Regions from separate parts of the Homo sapiens genome. Here all the other regions are linked to region 3. Evidence: chromatin loops called from intact Hi-C (ENCODE). Cell type or tissue: heart right ventricle. All regions are shown on one strand. Region 1 overlaps UQCC2 (ubiquinol-cytochrome c reductase complex assembly factor 2). Region 2 overlaps ITPR3 (inositol 1,4,5-trisphosphate receptor type 3). Region 3 overlaps LINC00336 (long intergenic non-protein coding RNA 336). Region 4 holds the start of ITPR3-AS1 (ITPR3 antisense RNA 1).

Region 1 (4,000 bases), 110 kb after region 3:
TCAATGAAAAGGCAGCCATCATCCACCACAATGCAGGCGGGAGGGGCTCTTGTTTAAGAACATACACGTCCCTACACCCAGGAACCAAAGCAGGGTTTCTTGGCCTTGGCACTACCAACACTTTGGGCCAGATAATTTTTCGTCGTGGGCTGGCCTGTGCATCACTGAAGGCTGTTTCAAAGCATCCTGGCCTCTACCCACTAATGCCAGTAGCACCGCTGCCCGCACCACCAGTTGTGACAACTAAAAATGTCTCCAGACATTGCCACATGTCCCCTGGGGGGCAAAACCATCCCCCCAGTACGGAACCATTTGTCTAAAGTCTCTAGGGCTAATGTTCCATGAAATCTAATTTTACGTGCATGTTAAATTTTAGATATTCTTATAATATTGTTTTGCTTTACCAGCCTAAATTTTCACGTTAACAAAACTACTGGAGAAAAAAAGAGTATCTTTTCTGACCAAAAAAGGTAACAGAAAAAAGCCCCTGCTCTGGAGCTTTTCCAGAAGTCCATGTTTCCAGTGTCCAGGTGGACACTGAGGCCTCCCTTAGGCGCTTTCCATGACCCCAATCCCAGGGTGGACACACACATAACCCAGAACACAGCACATTTCAGACTTGCCAGGCCCTCAAAGCCTCTCACTACAAGGTGCTGCAGGTCTTTTCTTGTCCTGTCAGAGGAAACATTTGGTAAGCTTACGCCACACAATTTGCAACAAAAATATGAGGCTTGCTGTGAAAACAAATTCTCAGCAAATTTCCTGAACTAAACTCGCTGCCAGAACAAGCTGCAGCGCGGACCAATGGCGGGACTATCTCCCAGCCTTCGTTGCTGCCTGTTTTCCACTTGCAGAGGCTGCCCTGAGGTGAACAAAACAGAGGGCAGAGGCAGGGCCTCTGGAACTTACTTCCGCCCTCACTTCAAGTTCAAACTTTGCTCAAACTGTCCAGGGCCCTCACAATAATGTGCATCAATGCTGCTAATTACACGGACCCAGGGATATAGGAGTAAATTTACACATTAAAAAAAATTGCCAATAAAGTGATTCTGCCTGGCCAAAATATCTTCACCACAGTTTCCCAGAGAGTACTGGAATAAAAATAGGGTTAGAGTTGACATGTAATAGCAGGTGACACCACCAGGTTTTAATCTCAGAAGAGAGTTTTCTAGAAGCCCAAATCCTCAAAACTTAAGTTGCTGAAGGCTGCCAGAAGAAGAGGAAAGACACATTTCTAGAATACCAGAAGGAAATGTGTCAGGGCCATGCCCTCCCAGAAAAGGTTAACCTATTTTTGTATATAATATACTTGGCAACAAAAATAGTAATTTTCCAGTACCTGCCTACTTCATCCCTGGCTCTCCGGCCCCCCTCCTTAGGGACAATGGAGATAGGGAAGTAAGGAAAGGACGGGCTTGGCAGGATGTTTCCTTTCTTGATAATCAGAGTCTATCAATGACTCTAAAACATACCTAGTTAAACTCATATCTAACCCACAGACCACGTCCCCTGGGTCACATAACTCTTAGGCGGATATCCCCAAACACGTTTATTGAATGGTTTTTTGTTTTAATTAAAACCTTCATTGTTTATAAAGCCCTCTTAAGACCATAAAAATAAAATTATTTTCCTTCCATCCTGATTTCAACTACTTCCATTTGGCAAATAGGTATTCCTCTGTTCCCTGATGCCCAGCCTTGAATTTAAAAGCCCTAAAGATAGATTTTCTTTTTTAAATAACGCCTTTGACCTTCTCCACAGTATATGGTCAAAATGCATGCGCCCTGTAGCTTCAGAATTTCCTCTGGGCTGTTCTACAAGACTTTCCATCAAGCAAAACTGTCTTCTTAGACAATTCCCCTTGGCCACTCAAACTCAGAATCATTTGCAAACCAATGAGAAAAGGCAGCTGTGCTTTCATTACCTGTGGACAGGATCAGCTTGTACTCTTCCAACGACAGGCCACTGAAGCTGGTGTCTCTGGGGCGAGGGTACTGGTCACCGGGGCAGAAAGGAAGTGAAGGGAGGGGAGAGATCAGCACACAAGCCCTGCTCTCTAACTGCATTTCACCTAGGCCCTGGGCAACCAGAGGCCAGGAGGCCTAGCAAGGAGAAGAGCAGCGCCACCTCGAGGTCAAGACTTGGCCTCGCAAGAACCAGTACAGTCTCCAGGAGGCAGCTCCAACTATAATGTACCCGTGAGTCCTCCCTGGAAAACGCAGGTATGGGTGGGGCCCCTGATTCTGCATTTCTAACCAGTTCCCAGGTGATGCCCATGCTGCTGCTCATGGATCACATGTTAGCAGGGAGGATTTAGAAAAAATCAATTTTCCACATAGGCATATGGCCACAAATGTTTGTGGAGTTAATGAGCATATTTTTCAAGTATGGGAAAAACCACTCTAAATGGAATTTGACAGTAATCATGTTGGGCCCAGCTCCGTAAAAGGAGGGCACTTTCCCAATCATCCCATCTTTATCACCAGAATGTGGGGAGGTGTCAGTTCCGTCAGAGTGGATGGGAAAATAGGTATAAATCCAATGGCTGTCAGACATTCCCAGGAGCACACACTGGCATATCAAATACATGGCTTCTATTCATAATTGGTTTTGTTTCTTCCCTATATTCACAATTTTAAATAGCTTTTATTTAGGTGGCCTAAAAGCCTCTACCAGGCACCTCTGTTGGCTTGGTTGAAATTACTGGTTTCATTTGAACGCAGCAAAGCCAAGTCTTTACAAAACATTACCTAATCAGATTTTCACTCATTCTTATTAGTTGTCCCGTCAGAAAGCTGGGTATATAAAAGACTGTGGCCCACTCACCTTGTGTTTGTAGTAGTTTGAATGGAGTCGCGCTAAGCTCTCGTACATCTGATCACAGGCCTCAGGCTCTGCAACCTGAAAAGCAAAGAATCCCAAAGGAGGTGAGCAAAGGAGTCCTGCCTCCCACAGTGTCTGTACCTTGAGGAAAGACCATACTTAATAAAGCGTTCACATGAAGCAGGCCTGCAGCTAGCACTGGCTTCTCCACTCTGCGGGAAGCAAACCTGGACTACAGCTCTGCTATTAGAAACTACTTTTTGGAGGCATAGCTCTGCCTCATCAACTCCCCAACCTACAGAAAAATCAGATCAATTAATCAGCAAACAAGCATTTGTTGAGCATCTGTGACTTGTGAGCCACGACACCAGCTGCAGTGGGAGATGCCACAATAGAAATGTAAGGTTGGAAAGGCGTGCCTAACAAAGGGGGTGCTGGGCAGAGTGGGCTACAGGGACTCAGTGGGGGAGTCCCCGCATGCTCAAGTGGTCAGTGCATGATGGAAGTGAGACAATGCTAGGTTCTGAAGGAAGCACAGCAGAAGGTCAGCAAGCAGAAGGTCAGCAAGCAGAAGGGAGAAGGGCAGGCCTTCCTGGGGGAGGAGATGCCGTCAGCAAGGAAGAGGAGGCAGGAATCCTGTGGGATGCTTCAGGCCAGACCAGTAGATTCTTTTGTTTTTTTTGAGACAGTCTCTCACTCTATTGCCCAGGCTGGAGTGCAGTGGCGCAATCTTGGCTCACTGCAACCTCCGCCTCCTGGGTTCAAGCAATTCTCCAGCCTCAGCCTCCTGAGTAACTGGGATTAAAGGCATGTGCCACCACACCCAGCTAATTTTTGTATTTTTTAGTAGAGACAGGGTTTCACCATGCTGGCCAGGCTGGTTTCGAACTCCTGACCTCAAGCGATCCACCTGCCTCAGCCTCCCAGAGTGTTGGGGTTACAGGCATGAGCCACCATGCCCGGCCTCAGACCAACAGATTCTTTTAGCAAAGGCAAAAAAAAAAAAAATCATCTGAGTTCTCAATCTATGATAAGTGGGGAGCTGCTGAAACTCTACAAGAAGGAAAGAAACATGAAGAAGGCAACATTTAAGATAAAATGTGTAAACTGAGGAGAACCAAGCCAGGACCACAGTTAGGTCCTGCTAGAAAGGAGATGGCCCAGAACACTGAGGCCT
Region 2 (4,000 bases), 88 kb after region 3:
ACAGGAAGTTCCCTCAGATCAACACCTTCCCCAGCCCCGCATTCCCCCCACCCAACCTGGCTCTGCCTCAAGGGGATATCTTGGGCCCAAGCCCCTCCCACCTCAGCAGGACCAGAGGGGTCCCTGCCCGGACTCCCTGGAGACCCCGGGTCTGTGGGAGTTGCCTTCCAACCCTGCTTGGTCTTGAGGGGAGATAGTGAGGGAGGAGCGAGACAGCTCTGTCATCGTGTGTGTGAGGAGGAGGGAGGCACAGCCTGTCTGAGGGTTGAGCGGCAGCCCTGCCCTCCCAGACACTCCCAGGCTGCATAAAGTCATCTAAACAAAAGGTGCCTAGAGCCTGGCACTGGTTTTCGGGGCTGTCCTCCCCGCAGTGTCCTCTCAGCCCCCAGGCTGTGTAGCTGCTCTCATGGTTTCCTACAGAAAATTCTCAGTCATCTCCCCACACAGCTCACCTTTGCCCTGACACCTCCTTCTTTTCCCAGATTTGCTTAAAGCTCATGTCCTCCAGGAAGCCTTCCTGGGTTAGCCCTGTCCCTTCCTTAGCAAGGCTTTGCCCTGCAGCTGACATAAACAGATTATGCATCCTCTGCCTCCCTCATCAGACCAGGGACCCCTGTGTACAGCCTCTACAACCTCCTTGGCAACCTCCTCTGCTTCCCCCTCCACAGGCAAGAATGTGCGGCGGTCCATCCAGGGCGTGGGGCACATGATGTCCACCATGGTGCTGAGCCGCAAGCAGTCCGTCTTCAGTGCCCCCAGCCTGTCTGCTGGGGCCAGTGCTGCTGAGCCGCTGGACAGAAGCAAGTTTGAGGAGAATGAGGACATTGTGGTGATGGAGACCAAGCTGAAGATCCTGGAAATCCTTCAGGTGCCTGGGCCAGGACCGTGTGGGAGGTGTTGGGTATAGGGGGAGGGTAATGGGGCGGGTACAGGGAGGCTGGGCAGGGCGAACCCCTTCAGATCTCAGTATTTAGTACTGGAAGTCTCCATCGTGACTGGCTGTCAGGCCCAGCGGTTCCCACAGTGTGGTTCTTGGGCCAGCCTCACCTGGGAGCTTGTTAGAAGTGCACATTCTCGGTTGTGCGCAGTGACTCACGCCTGTAATCCCAGTGCTTTGGGAGGCCAAGGTGGGAGGACTGCTTGAGCTCAGAGTTCAAGACCTGCCTGGGTGAGACCCCGTCTCTATTAAAAAAAATAGTAATAACGATAAATAAATAAAAAGAAAAACAGAAATGCACATTCTCCGGCCCCACCCTAGACCTACTGAGTCAGGAACACTGGAGAGGGGCCCTGTGGGCTGTGTTGTGACAAACCCTCCAGGTGATTCTGAGGTGCACTGAAGTCTAGTTCAATTCTCCCATTTTACAGATGGGGAAAGTAAAAGCGGGGAGGTAAAAGCGGGGGCCGGGGGGTGCTTTCCCAAGGTCACAGGGATTTTGAAGCAGAGCTAGAGATTTAAGAACCTATTTCTTGGCAAGGTGGATGCAGTCATCCCTGTTGTGGTCTCATCTGAGACTCCCCAGCCACACCCCAGGAAGGGGCTCATCCCCGAGGAGGGATGAGGATGCTTGCTTTTGCCTTGCTGTCACCGGAGGGCAGGAAGGGTAGTGCAGTGACCTCCGTGGGGGACCTCTGGCGGTCAGAGTGGAGGGAGCTTCTGACTCATTCTGAGGGCTGGGCCTTCCATGTCTGCATCCTGGGGCTTGGCCAAAGGCTCAGTGCCCCATGAGACTGTGTGACTCACCCATGTCTGCAAGCCCTGCATCCTCACGTCTGCCCCACAGTAGCCTCTCCTCCTCCCTCACAGGCCTCAGTTTCCCCTCCCATGAGTATCCAGGGTCTGTTTGGCTGAGCAGGATAGGAGGACAAGAGTCAGTTTTTGGACCTGGGGGCTTCATTCCCCTTCCTGTCAGTGTCTAGCTTGGGAAAGAGGGACTGAGTGGGCCGGGCGCAGGGGTGCTCGCTGCCTCATGCTGAGAGGAGGCCCTCATACTCCATCACTGGGGCAGGAGCTGGGGAGAGGGCACCCTGGGCCTGGGGAGAGGGGTCTTGTTTTCTTGCTGTGACATCCTGGAGCATCCCAAATGACTGTGCTGAGGACCCTGCTGCCCCAAGTGCTAGAGCCTATTTGGGGGCTCCCTGCCCCCTGCCCCCCATAAAGTAGGAAGGGCCTTCTGACCTCAGATCAGTCCTCACCCCATCCTCACCTGACCTTTCCTCTCTTCTCCAGTTCATCCTCAATGTCCGCCTGGATTACCGCATATCCTACCTGCTGTCTGTCTTCAAGAAGGAGTTTGTGGAGGTGTTTCCCATGCAGGACAGTGGGGCTGATGGCACAGCCCCTGCCTTCGACTCTACCAGTAAGCCCCTGCCCTGCCTTCAGGCTGAGGCTGTGCGACTCTCCCAGGGATACACAGCAGTGGGGTGGAGCCAGCTCCTCAGCCCTGCTCCTTTTTCTAGTCTGCAAAGGCCTTTTCTTTCCACTGTCTCATTTAATTGCCTCAGTGAGGGGGAAGGGCAGGGATCCTTCCCTTCGTTTTCCAAATGGGGAAACTGAGGCTCACAGAACAGCAGGGACTTGCTCGAGGTGACAGCCAGTCAGAGGCTGAGCCAGACCGGGATCTGGTCTCCTGACTCCCAGCCTGGATCTCTGCCCCCTTTGTACTGCCCTGCAGGGGAGTAGGGGGCTGTGGCTCCTCCCCTACTTGGTTCCTTCCCAGAAAGGGGCAGGCAGAGCAGCTGCTGTGCAGCCAGTGCAGGGAAGAGGGTGGTTTGAGTGTCTCCCTGTGCTCCCCTCTTTCCCGGGCTGGGCCTACAATCTGCTTCCATCTGCCCCTCTCCCCACAGCTGCCAACATGAACCTGGATCGCATCGGGGAGCAGGCGGAGGCCATGTTTGGAGTGGGGTGAGGCCAGGGTTGAGCTGCAGGGGTGTGTGGGGTTGGGAGGCTCGACACCCCCTCTTGGTCTGGTCTGGGTTCCTGGGCTGGGGGCTGGCTCTTCCTCTCTGCCATTCCCTCTGCAGACCCTCACCGGGCTTTGTGCTCAGCCCCTCCCCTGCCTCCCCAGTCCCAGAGATCTGGGGGGCCCTTTGGTTCCCAGTCATCCCGTCATTCTTCCACCCCTACTCAGGGCAGGTGTGCCTCTCTTGTGCAGTGGACTTGAGTCAGGTAGCTGGACAGCTGGAACAACGTCCCCAGTCCCACAGCAGGGCGGAAGTGTGGGGACATGCATCCCATCCACCCGAAGCCCTGAGGGGCTGGAGGCAGAGGCTCACTGGGGGCTTTTAGCATCTTGGGGCCAGGCTTGTGCCTGGGTCTAGCAGGGCTTATGGACTGCTTTTCAGAATGGTGATTGTAAACTCATAAAATAAAGCACATAACAAGACAAAGGGAACCAGTGGCTTGGAGCGAGTTATCAAAATATTGGAGAAAACAAATTAGTAGTGACAGTTATGTATGTGCCTCTTTACTAATACGTAAAGTAGCGAGCTGCACTGGTGGGTGTAATTAGTACCACTACTTCAAGGCAGCGACGAATATAAACGATATTTTGTGATTTAACAACTCTGAGGTGATGTGAAAACATCTGTTATATTTATTGGTGACAGACTTACAGGTGCCACAAATATTTCCTCACTGAAGGAAATGCTGTATTTTGGTTAGAGGTTGGGAAAAATAAAGATGTAACATTTTCTCCATCTCTGTTCATGGGCCCCGCTTCTATCCATGAATCCCCCGCATGGTGGCAGTGGGATCTGTGTTAAGAGTCCTTGTTTCTGGCTAGGTGTGGTCGCTCATGCTTGTAATCCCAGCACTTTGGGAGGCCGAGGTGGGCAGATCACTTGAGGTCAGGAGTTCGAGACCAGCCTGGCCAACATGGTGAAACCCTGTCTCTACTAAAAATACAAAAATTAGCCGGGTGTGTTGGCACACACTGGTAATTCCAGCTACTCAGGAGGCTGAAGCAGGAGAATCATTTGAATCCGGGAGGTGGAGGTT
Region 3 (4,000 bases):
AACCCCTGCCCCCTCTACCTCCAACTAATCTCCCCCAACCTCCCATCCTCCCCAGTCTTTGCTTCCCAGAATTCTGGGAAGTTTCCAACTGGAGGTTTTAATTTGAAAACTCTTCCTGTTCTTAAGCAGTTGGTCCTGGGGTGGCTGTTACAGGATCTGAATTGGGGACCTTCTCAGGATGGAGGCCCCAGCTCCGAAGCCCTGATCATGAATTTCAGGCTGCTCCTCCATGTTCCGCCACCAGGGTGCCATTTCCCTGATGATGAGCCAAGAGGGACATGTGAGGAGGAGGGGGCCGGGACCATCTGCCTTGCCGCCCCACCCCTTCTCTGTGGCCATACCCAGGGGCTTCTCAAAACGGTCACAGCAGCCTCCCTTAAAGCTGGGCATGGGGCGTATGGTGACCTACACCTGCAAGAGCAAGAAGGCCTGGCGGAGAGGTGAAGTCAGTTCTGCCCATAGCAAGCCAGGAGGTGTTGGGCAACCTGCCTGAGAAGGAGGGGAAGGAGCCAGCAGGGGACGCCTCTGGGAAAACAGGGGCCTCAGACAGGTGAGGGGCTGGAATTGGGGGGTACCCAGGTTGGCAAGGCCTGGGACAGAGGTACTGAGAAGAGGCCTGGACATGAGATGGGGGAAGGGCATGGGCCTGAGATGGGGGACCCATGCTGGGGAGGGTCTGGGGAGGGAGGCCTTGGGTGGGTAAAGGTCTGGAACAGGGCACCTGGTGGGGAAGGACAGGGAGATGTGGGTGGGGCCAACGGACAGAAGCATCTGGTGGGGAGGAGGCTGGAGATGGGGATTTGGTTTGGGAAGGAGGGAGAGATGGGGTCCTCCCACAAGTGAGGGGTTGTGGATGGGGGATACCAGATATGAAAGAGGACAGGCTAGGGAGTAGAAAGGGAATATGCCAGGGCCAGAGGGACGGGGGGTCCTGTTGCTCCCAGCTCCTTCTACAGGCCTGGCAGCCATCCCCTGTGAGGACAGGGACCCACCTCTCTCTGTTCCCCACCCCCTCATCACCCTACTTTTGAGAGCGATAATCCCCCTCTATGATGAGGACCCCAGATGCAGAGCAGGGGGCTGATGGGAGAGGAAGGCTGCAGAGGGCCAGCAGACCTGTAGGTGAGCCTTGGGGGAGGTTTAGGGGGTCTCTGTCACATCTCTGAGCCCCACCTGCCTCCCTCACCTGACTGTGCTTTGGGATTAGCAGCCACTTTATCCAGATCCTGCAGTTGAAGGAAGAATACCTGCAGAGAGCCACAGGGCCCCGTGAGGTCAGCCCTGAGCCCTCCACCAGGGAGAAGGAGTGTCTGCTTGAAGGTGAGTGTGGTGGCCATAGGCATAGGGGAAGCGCCAGAAACGGACCCTCTTCCTGTAGAACTTCTTAGGGGTGTGGGGCCTGGCAGGACACGGGACACATTTTGAGGGACTGCTGGAGTCAGACTGCCTGGGTTCAAATGCCAGTTCTAACATGCTGAGCCGTGCGATGGGTGGCAGCTTGCTCAACCTCTCTGCGTCTGTTTCCTCGTCTTTAAAGTGGGAATATAATAGTAGCTATCCTTGAAGGAAGTTGCAAGGATGAACTGAGATACTCTTTGTAAAATGCCCAGAACGGTGTGTGGCACACAGTAGGCATTTGCTAAAGAAAACAAGACAACCCCACCCACAACTCAGCCCCCTGTGTGCTTGCCCTCCAAGGCCTGGACCACCCCACTTGCTGCCAGCCTGTCAGTGACCACCACCCATTCACAGGAGACTGCGTGTTGGCCTCTTCCAGGGTGGAGGCAACTCCTTGGAACCACTTCCACAGTTTGGACAAGGAGCTTCAAAACTCGGCCATGGCCAAGGTCTGTGGGTGATGGGGTCATGAGGCATGGGTTGGGGCCTTTCCCACATCAGGCTGGGCCCCAGAATATGTGGCCTGGGCCTGGAAGGAGCAGTCCCCTTTCTTAGCCTTTAGGGACATGTTGCCTCCTGCTTCCTGTCTTGCCTAGGGGTGGGGTGGGGCTGCAGGCCTGGGGTCCTGGGCCTCCTCACCTGCTCAGAGACTGGCTGGACTCCTCTCCAAGGTTTGCCCAGCGAGGAGAAAAGTGAGGAAGAGAAAATGAAGGAAGAGGACAGCTCATTCAAGCTCTGTGTCCCAGGCATTGTTGCCCTCCAGTCGCCACCGAACAAGGCTTTCAGATCCACAGACACAGTGGGTAAGGGCTTCCGCCCTTCCCCTCCCACGTGCCCCCAGGTCCAGGAAGCCTCGCTTTGGCCGGCGGCTCAGGGGTGCAATACCAGCAGGTACCACCAGATGGTACCAGAGGACCTAAGAGGACCACCCGAGACCAGGGAGCAGCGTGTGGCTGGGCTGGAGGCCACACTAGGTGTAACGGGTCTTCCTCTGGGTTTGGGAAGTGGTGACTGCGGGGGTGGTACTACTCAAGCACCACCCTTTCCCCCAGCCCAGAGGCTTCTAACGCCTTCAGTGGCTGCCTCCATCCCTGGTTTTCCCATCATGCACTGCTGTGACAGAGCCCCAGAGGGTCCTCTCTGCCAGTAGAGCCCCGGGCAGCCCAGACATGGACAGCAGTTGGGTTAGTGGTGATAGCATACATAATATGATGAAAATCGTGGTTCACATTTACATAGCCATTAATGGGGCAGACCCTCTTTAAGCACTTTTCATAAAATCCTGCATTTTACGACTCTGAGGTAGGTCCTATTGCCATCTCCAGTTCACAGTGAGAACTTGCCCGATGTCACACAGCTAGTGATGGGCAGAGCTGGGACTTGAGTGCAGGCAGTTTGGGTTCCAGATCCAGGCTCTTGAGTTGGTTGGTGGTGGGGGCAAATACCTGCCCTTTGCATGCTGTCCCCAGTGGGTGAAGACGCAGGCTCTCATGCTGCCGCTGCCAGAGAAGGCCCTCAAAGAGTGAGCTTCCTGGGGAAGGCAGGGCGAAGGAGGGGTGGTACCTGGCTGGCTCTACGTCCTGGAAGAAGAGAGGGCTGTGGCTGAGGGTGAGCAGGAACCACACAGAGCTGGGATGAGGCTCAGGGAGCGGTTGCACCTCCGGGTCCTTGGGTTCCCAGTGGGCTGCTCCATCCTACTCCTGCCTGTTCCCTGCCATCTCCCTGTCCCTTGCCATCTCTCTGGCTCTCAGGTTTCCTGGAGTCGGAGTTGAAGAAGCTTCTGGGAATGCAGCAAGAGTCCCGCCTCTGGAAGCTAGGCAGCCAAGAGGGCCGAGAGCTGCTTACCCGGCCAGAGATCACCGTGGTGGAGGTGAGCATTGTGGATGGCCAGGTACGCTTGGCCCGTGCCAGACCACCAACCCCTTCCTGGAGAAGGTGGGGCTGGAGGCTTACCATCCCCTCCAGGCCCTGGGCCCTGGTTCCAGCCCCCAGGCCCTGGCTCCAGCCCCCACTGCCTGGGTAGGGTAGGCATAATGCCTTCTTGGTGGTAGTGTTTCTAAATTCAGGACCCTGGCCCCCTGAGTGAGTGCACACTGCATGCACATAAACACACACACACACACACACACACACACACTTCTCCATCAGTCTCTCTGTTTCTCACTTGACTCAGAGTCACAATGTCCATTATTTTTGTCTCAACTTTGCTATTCCTTTGCTATGTGGCCTTGGGCAAGTCCCTTCCTCTTTCTGAGCCTCAGTTTCCTCATCTGTAACATAAGTGAATTTGTCTAGACAGGCTGTAAGCTTTCCTGTGCATCTGTAATTCACATGATGCTGCTGTTTTTCTAATCTCTCTCCCATTCTCGTCCACTCCAAACACACATAGGCTCAGGGGAGCGACCCCGCTGGGTCAGACCGAGTACCATCCTGCTGCTCCCCTTCCTTGACATCAGCCTTTAAAGGTTAGGCCTGTCTCAGCTTCTTTGAGTGCACATTGATGGATCTGTTGAAAATGTGTTGATGACCTTTTTGGTTAATTTCCGTCCATTCATCATCTCATGCTTTTATCCAGTGGACATTTGCCCTGACAGTCTGTGTA
Region 4 (4,000 bases), 48 kb after region 3:
AAATAAAAGCACAAGACAAAGAGATAAAGAAAAAACACCTGGGCCGGGGTGACCACTACCATCAAGACGCGGAGACCAGTAGTGGCCCTGAACGGCTGGGGTCACTGATATTTATTGCATACAAGACAAGGGGGCAGGGTAAGGAGGGTGAATCTTCTAAGTGATTGACAAGGTGAAGCAAGTCATGTGATTACAGGATAGGCGGCCCTTCCCTTTTAGGTAGCCGAAGCAGAGAGGGAAGGCAGCATATGTCAGCGTTTTCTTCTCTGCACTTGTAAGAAAGATCGAAGACTTTAAGACTTTCACTATTTCTTCTACCGCTATCTACTGCGCTCTTCAAAGAGGAACCAGGAGTACGGGAGGAGCATGAAAGTGGACAAGGAGTGGGACCATTGAAGCACAGCACCACAGGGAAGGGTTTAAGCCTCCGGATGACTGCGCGCAGGCCTGGATAATATCCAGCCTTCCACAAGAAGCTGGTGGAGCAGAGTGTTCCCCAACTCTTCCAAGGAAAGGAGACTCCCTTTCGCGGTCTGCTAATTAACGGGTGCATTCCCAGACACTGGCGTTACCACTTGACCAAGGAGCCCTCAAGCGGCCCTTATGTGGGCGTGACAGAGGGCTCACCTCTTGCCTTCCAGGTCACTTCTCACAATGTCCCTTCAGCACCTGACCCTATACCCACCGGTTATTCCTAGGTTATATTAGTAATGCAACAAAGAGTAATATTAAAAGCTAAAGATTAATAGTGATTGCTAATTGTCCATGATCATCTCTATATCTAATTTGTATTATGACTATTCTTATTCTATTTTTTTTATTATACTGAAACAGTTTGTGCCTTCAGTCTCTTGCCTTGGCACCTGGGTAATCCTCCACCCACAGCCAGTGTCTGGGGCTGGGAGCCAGAAGACCTGGGATCTGGAACTTGCTGTTCCATTAACTTGTGTGACCTGGGCGGGTCAGTTTCTCCTCCATGCCCCAGGGACAGTTTTCTCATCCACAGCTGAATGGGGGTGGGGGGAGGGTTGTTCAGGGTCCCTCGGGGATTTCCCCAGTCTGTCATTCCCCCAGTCTGTCATTCCCCCTCCCATGGTGCTCTGATGGTGGCCAAGGTGGTAGGTTTTGAGTCAGGCTCCTTGATAGTCACCTGCCCCACTTCTATCTAGCTCCCTTCCTCCTCCTTATCTAATCTTTCCAGACAGCACTGACCCACCCTGCTACCTTTCCCATGGCGCCCACCTGGATCTCAAAGTCCACGCAGGGTGGAATGGGGCAGAATGGGATGCAGCTGTCTTCCTCTCCTACCTCAGATCAAGGTCTTGGGGTGTAGACCCCGTGGGCATTTCAGGGACTGTGCCCTCCTGCAACCCTAGAACAAGCTGTCAACCAGCTCCTCTCCAGAGGGCCCAGAACAGCCCTGCCTGCCCACAGGCCTCCAGCCAGGACCCTTTCCCTGTAGCCCCATCCTCCTGCTCCCTCTGCTGTTCAGACTGGTCTTGTGCCTCCCAGTGGATGGAAGGCGCACTGCAGGGACTGTTGTCCTCTGGGCTCCTGAGCCTCTGCTGGGCTGGTCCTGGAGGGGAGAAGGGGACACACAGGTGTAGACAGGGCTCCTGTCCTCGGCACTCAGCGTGGTCGCAGGAGATCCCAGAGGGTGGGGACCACACCCAGCACATAGTAGGCTCGTGGTGAGGTCTGTCGAGTAGATGGAGGCCTGGGTTGTGTCTGTGCCATTCTCTGACCAGCTGTGTGGCTCAGGGGTTCCATCCACTCTGTGGGCCTCACTCTGGACTGTGGTAAGAACACAATGAGATACTGGATGTAAAAACGATTGATAAACTATAGAGTCGCGCGATGGAGGGGCAGTTTTTTTGTGATCTTGGCTGGGGTACCACCGGCCTCTAGGTGAGGGGCGATGCCGGTGGTGGGCGTAGCGGGGCGTGGGCAGGGAACCACACGGGAGCCTCAGCTTGGCCTTGAGATGGCAGGAGTGGGATGGGGCGTCATCCTAGTAGAGGCTGGACAGTGAGAGATCGGTGGGCTGGTAAAGGGTGGGAACAGGTCTTTTCTGGGGCCCGTGGGTGGAGGGACCTTGTGGGGAGGCGTTGGCGAGAGGGGGGTGAAGCGAAGCGGCCACTTACCCCTGTAGAGCGCGGCTCTGGTTTCAGCGCCCGGTGCGCACTCAGCAGGGCACCTGTGGTCCGGCTAGTTTGATAAACACAGGTGCCCGCCATGAGGAAGAGTCGGGGTGGGGCGCTAAGGCCAGGGACGTCGGTGCCATCAGGTGGGGAGGGGTACCCCGGGGCCGCCCTCCGCGGGCAGACGAGCGGGGGAGAGCAGGAAAGCGCGGGCGCAGCGGCACATCACCCGCCCCGCCCCCGGGCGCGTCTGGCGGAGGCGCGGCGTCCTGGCAGCGGCCGGCAGTCGGAGGCAGGCCGGGGCGAGGCCGCGCTGGCCCTCCCTTGGCGGCGGCGGCGCGTCGTGGGAGACGGCTGCACGTGGGACGGCGAGTTTCGCTTCGCCGCGGGGGCGGGGGCGGGGCCGGGGCCGGGGCCGGACGCCCGGAGCTCGCGGGCCGGGCCAGGCTGGGGGCGGGGCGGGCGCGGGGCGGGCGCGGGGCGGGGCCGGGCCGGGCCGGGGCGGGGCCAGGGAGGCCAGACCTACGCTCTCCGGAGCCGCGCGGACCCAGAACCGCTCCCACCACGCAGCGATGGGGAGGTCGCGGCCTCGCCCGGTGAGGCTCCCTCTCCATGCAAACTTGCCTAACTTGTGTCCCGGCCCTCGGCCCTCCCTCTGGCCCCAGGTCTCCCGACAGGCCATCTGATAAGAGCTTTCTTGCTTATCTGTTAATGACTTCACGCGACGCTCCCTCCCGTCCCCTCCTGCTCCCCTGTCGCCAGAGATCACCTTCATGGGATCCCTTAGGCCTAATGAGTACGCACAGAGACACGGGTGAGGGGAGCTTGGGGGCACGGTGGGACCCTGCAAACATCTGCCCAGGGCCACCTTCTTTATCTACACACACCAGGTGGGGGCTGCGCTCAACTTCTGGAGAATAAAACAAGGAAGGCAAGGTGGCAAGGTGCCACCTCTTGGAGGTTCTTGGGGGACACAGAATGGAGCTTAGCATTCCCAGATGATGCCTGTTTTGCTGGTCCTGGCGGACCCGGGAGAAAATGCCCAAGGTCCCATCTCCTGCCTCCCAAGTCCTCACTCCTGACCGACCCTCCCTGCTTTCCGTAGCCCTGCCCAGGGCTTGCTTCTCTGCTCCAGTCCCTTCCACAGACCGTTGTCGTCTGCTCAGCTGCACATCTGGGATGTTTTCCTTCCCAGCCTTGTTTGAATTCCCCTCCGGAATCCGTGCTCCCCTTCTGACCGGTCCCTCCCTTCTCTAAGTGGCTTCTGTTTGCACTCCTTGCTTTGTGGACTGCTGGGCACTGGCATGGGGAGGGGCTGAGCTGGAGAGGCGGGGCTTCAGAAGCTGTGCCAGCGTGGGCTCGGACAAATGGACATCCACCTAATGACCAGGTGGGCTTGTCCAGAGGGGTGAGGAAAAACGCTTTGGCCCCCAAATTTGCATGTCTTTCCTGCATGTGTGACCCAGACAAGGAGTTCCCAGGAGAGGCGTGGAGGGGTCAGGGATGAGGATGAGTTTTTTCCTCAGACAGGGACCCTCTGAGGAGGGGGACTCTGCGGCCTCTTCCTCTTTCCCCCGCTACAAGGCCCTGTGTACCGGTCAAGATGGGGGCTGTGGGGACTGCCGCCAGCCTCTCTTCAGCTGCACAACCTCCATGCTGCCCTGCGGCTCCATCACCCCAGTCAATGCTTTCTTTCTCTCGCCATCAAAATTCATCCATCCTGTGTCCCCTCCCTTCAGGGCTTTGCTAAGAGACAACCAGCTAATCTGATTCACTAATATCTTACAGGAAATTCTATGAATTATTCAAGGCTCTGAGCAGTTCCTGCTTCTCCCACACCTTCTCTGATTGGCCAAGCA

What was found. Peaks named below come from ENCODE experiments on the same cell type or tissue, not always from the same donor. Only the 100,000 strongest peaks of a DNase experiment are listed, where the experiment ranks them.
Region 1: it touches region 3 in a loop (9-fold over the local background); 99 of 110 quality-filtered maps call a loop at or near these places.
Region 2: a loop joins it to region 3, with 10 times the contacts of the local background. A loop is called at or near these places in 39 of 110 quality-filtered maps.
Region 4: a loop joins it to region 3, with 2.2 times the contacts of the local background. A loop is called at or near these places in 71 of 110 quality-filtered maps.

What each region holds. Positions count from the first base shown.
Region 1 is chr6:33,698,520-33,702,519 of GRCh38, forward strand. It overlaps UQCC2 (ubiquinol-cytochrome c reductase complex assembly factor 2), which reads right to left. Exons shown (of 4, transcript NM_032340.4): 2 at 2,827-2,901; 3 at 1,925-1,994. Among named protein-coding and RNA genes, the nearest start is that of MIR3934, 2.4 kb to the left of the region's middle. RefSeq lists an enhancer at 1-12. In heart right ventricle, a CTCF peak has its summit at 2,148 (motif pointing left); a DNase peak (open chromatin) is centred at 2,145; H3K27ac peaks cover 1,572 bases.
Region 2 is chr6:33,671,361-33,675,360 of GRCh38, forward strand. ITPR3 (inositol 1,4,5-trisphosphate receptor type 3) reads left to right here. Exons shown (of 58, transcript NM_002224.4): 22 at 669-868; 23 at 2,231-2,360; 24 at 2,848-2,905. Among named protein-coding and RNA genes, the nearest start is that of MIR3934, 25 kb to the right of the region's middle. RefSeq lists an enhancer at 1,876-2,397. In heart right ventricle, a CTCF peak has its summit at 1,638; a DNase peak (open chromatin) is centred at 1,701.
Region 3 is chr6:33,583,521-33,587,520 of GRCh38, forward strand. LINC00336 (long intergenic non-protein coding RNA 336) reads right to left here. Exons shown (of 2, transcript NR_027908.2): 2 at 2,584-4,000. It also overlaps the pseudogene GGNBP1. Among named protein-coding and RNA genes, the nearest start is that of BAK1, 5.2 kb to the left of the region's middle. RefSeq lists enhancers at 1,571-2,565, 2,488-2,577. In heart right ventricle, CTCF peaks have their summits at 259 and 2,290 (motif pointing right); a DNase peak (open chromatin) is centred at 2,291; H3K4me3 peaks cover 326 bases; H3K27ac peaks cover 1,487 bases.
Region 4 is chr6:33,631,220-33,635,219 of GRCh38, forward strand. The region is part of intron 1 of ITPR3 (inositol 1,4,5-trisphosphate receptor type 3); the gene reads left to right. ITPR3-AS1 (ITPR3 antisense RNA 1) reads right to left here and starts at 2,526. Exons shown (of 2, transcript NR_134628.1): 1 at 2,145-2,526; 2 at 25-1,794. It overlaps LOC124901305 (a long non-coding RNA gene), which reads left to right. Exons shown (of 2, transcript XR_007059550.1): 2 at 220-752. RefSeq lists a silencer at 2,316-2,645 and an enhancer at 3,353-3,899. In heart right ventricle, a CTCF peak has its summit at 1,516 (motif pointing left); DNase peaks (open chromatin) are centred at 1,551, 2,652, 2,792 and 3,027; H3K4me3 peaks cover 1,309 bases; H3K27ac peaks cover 1,670 bases.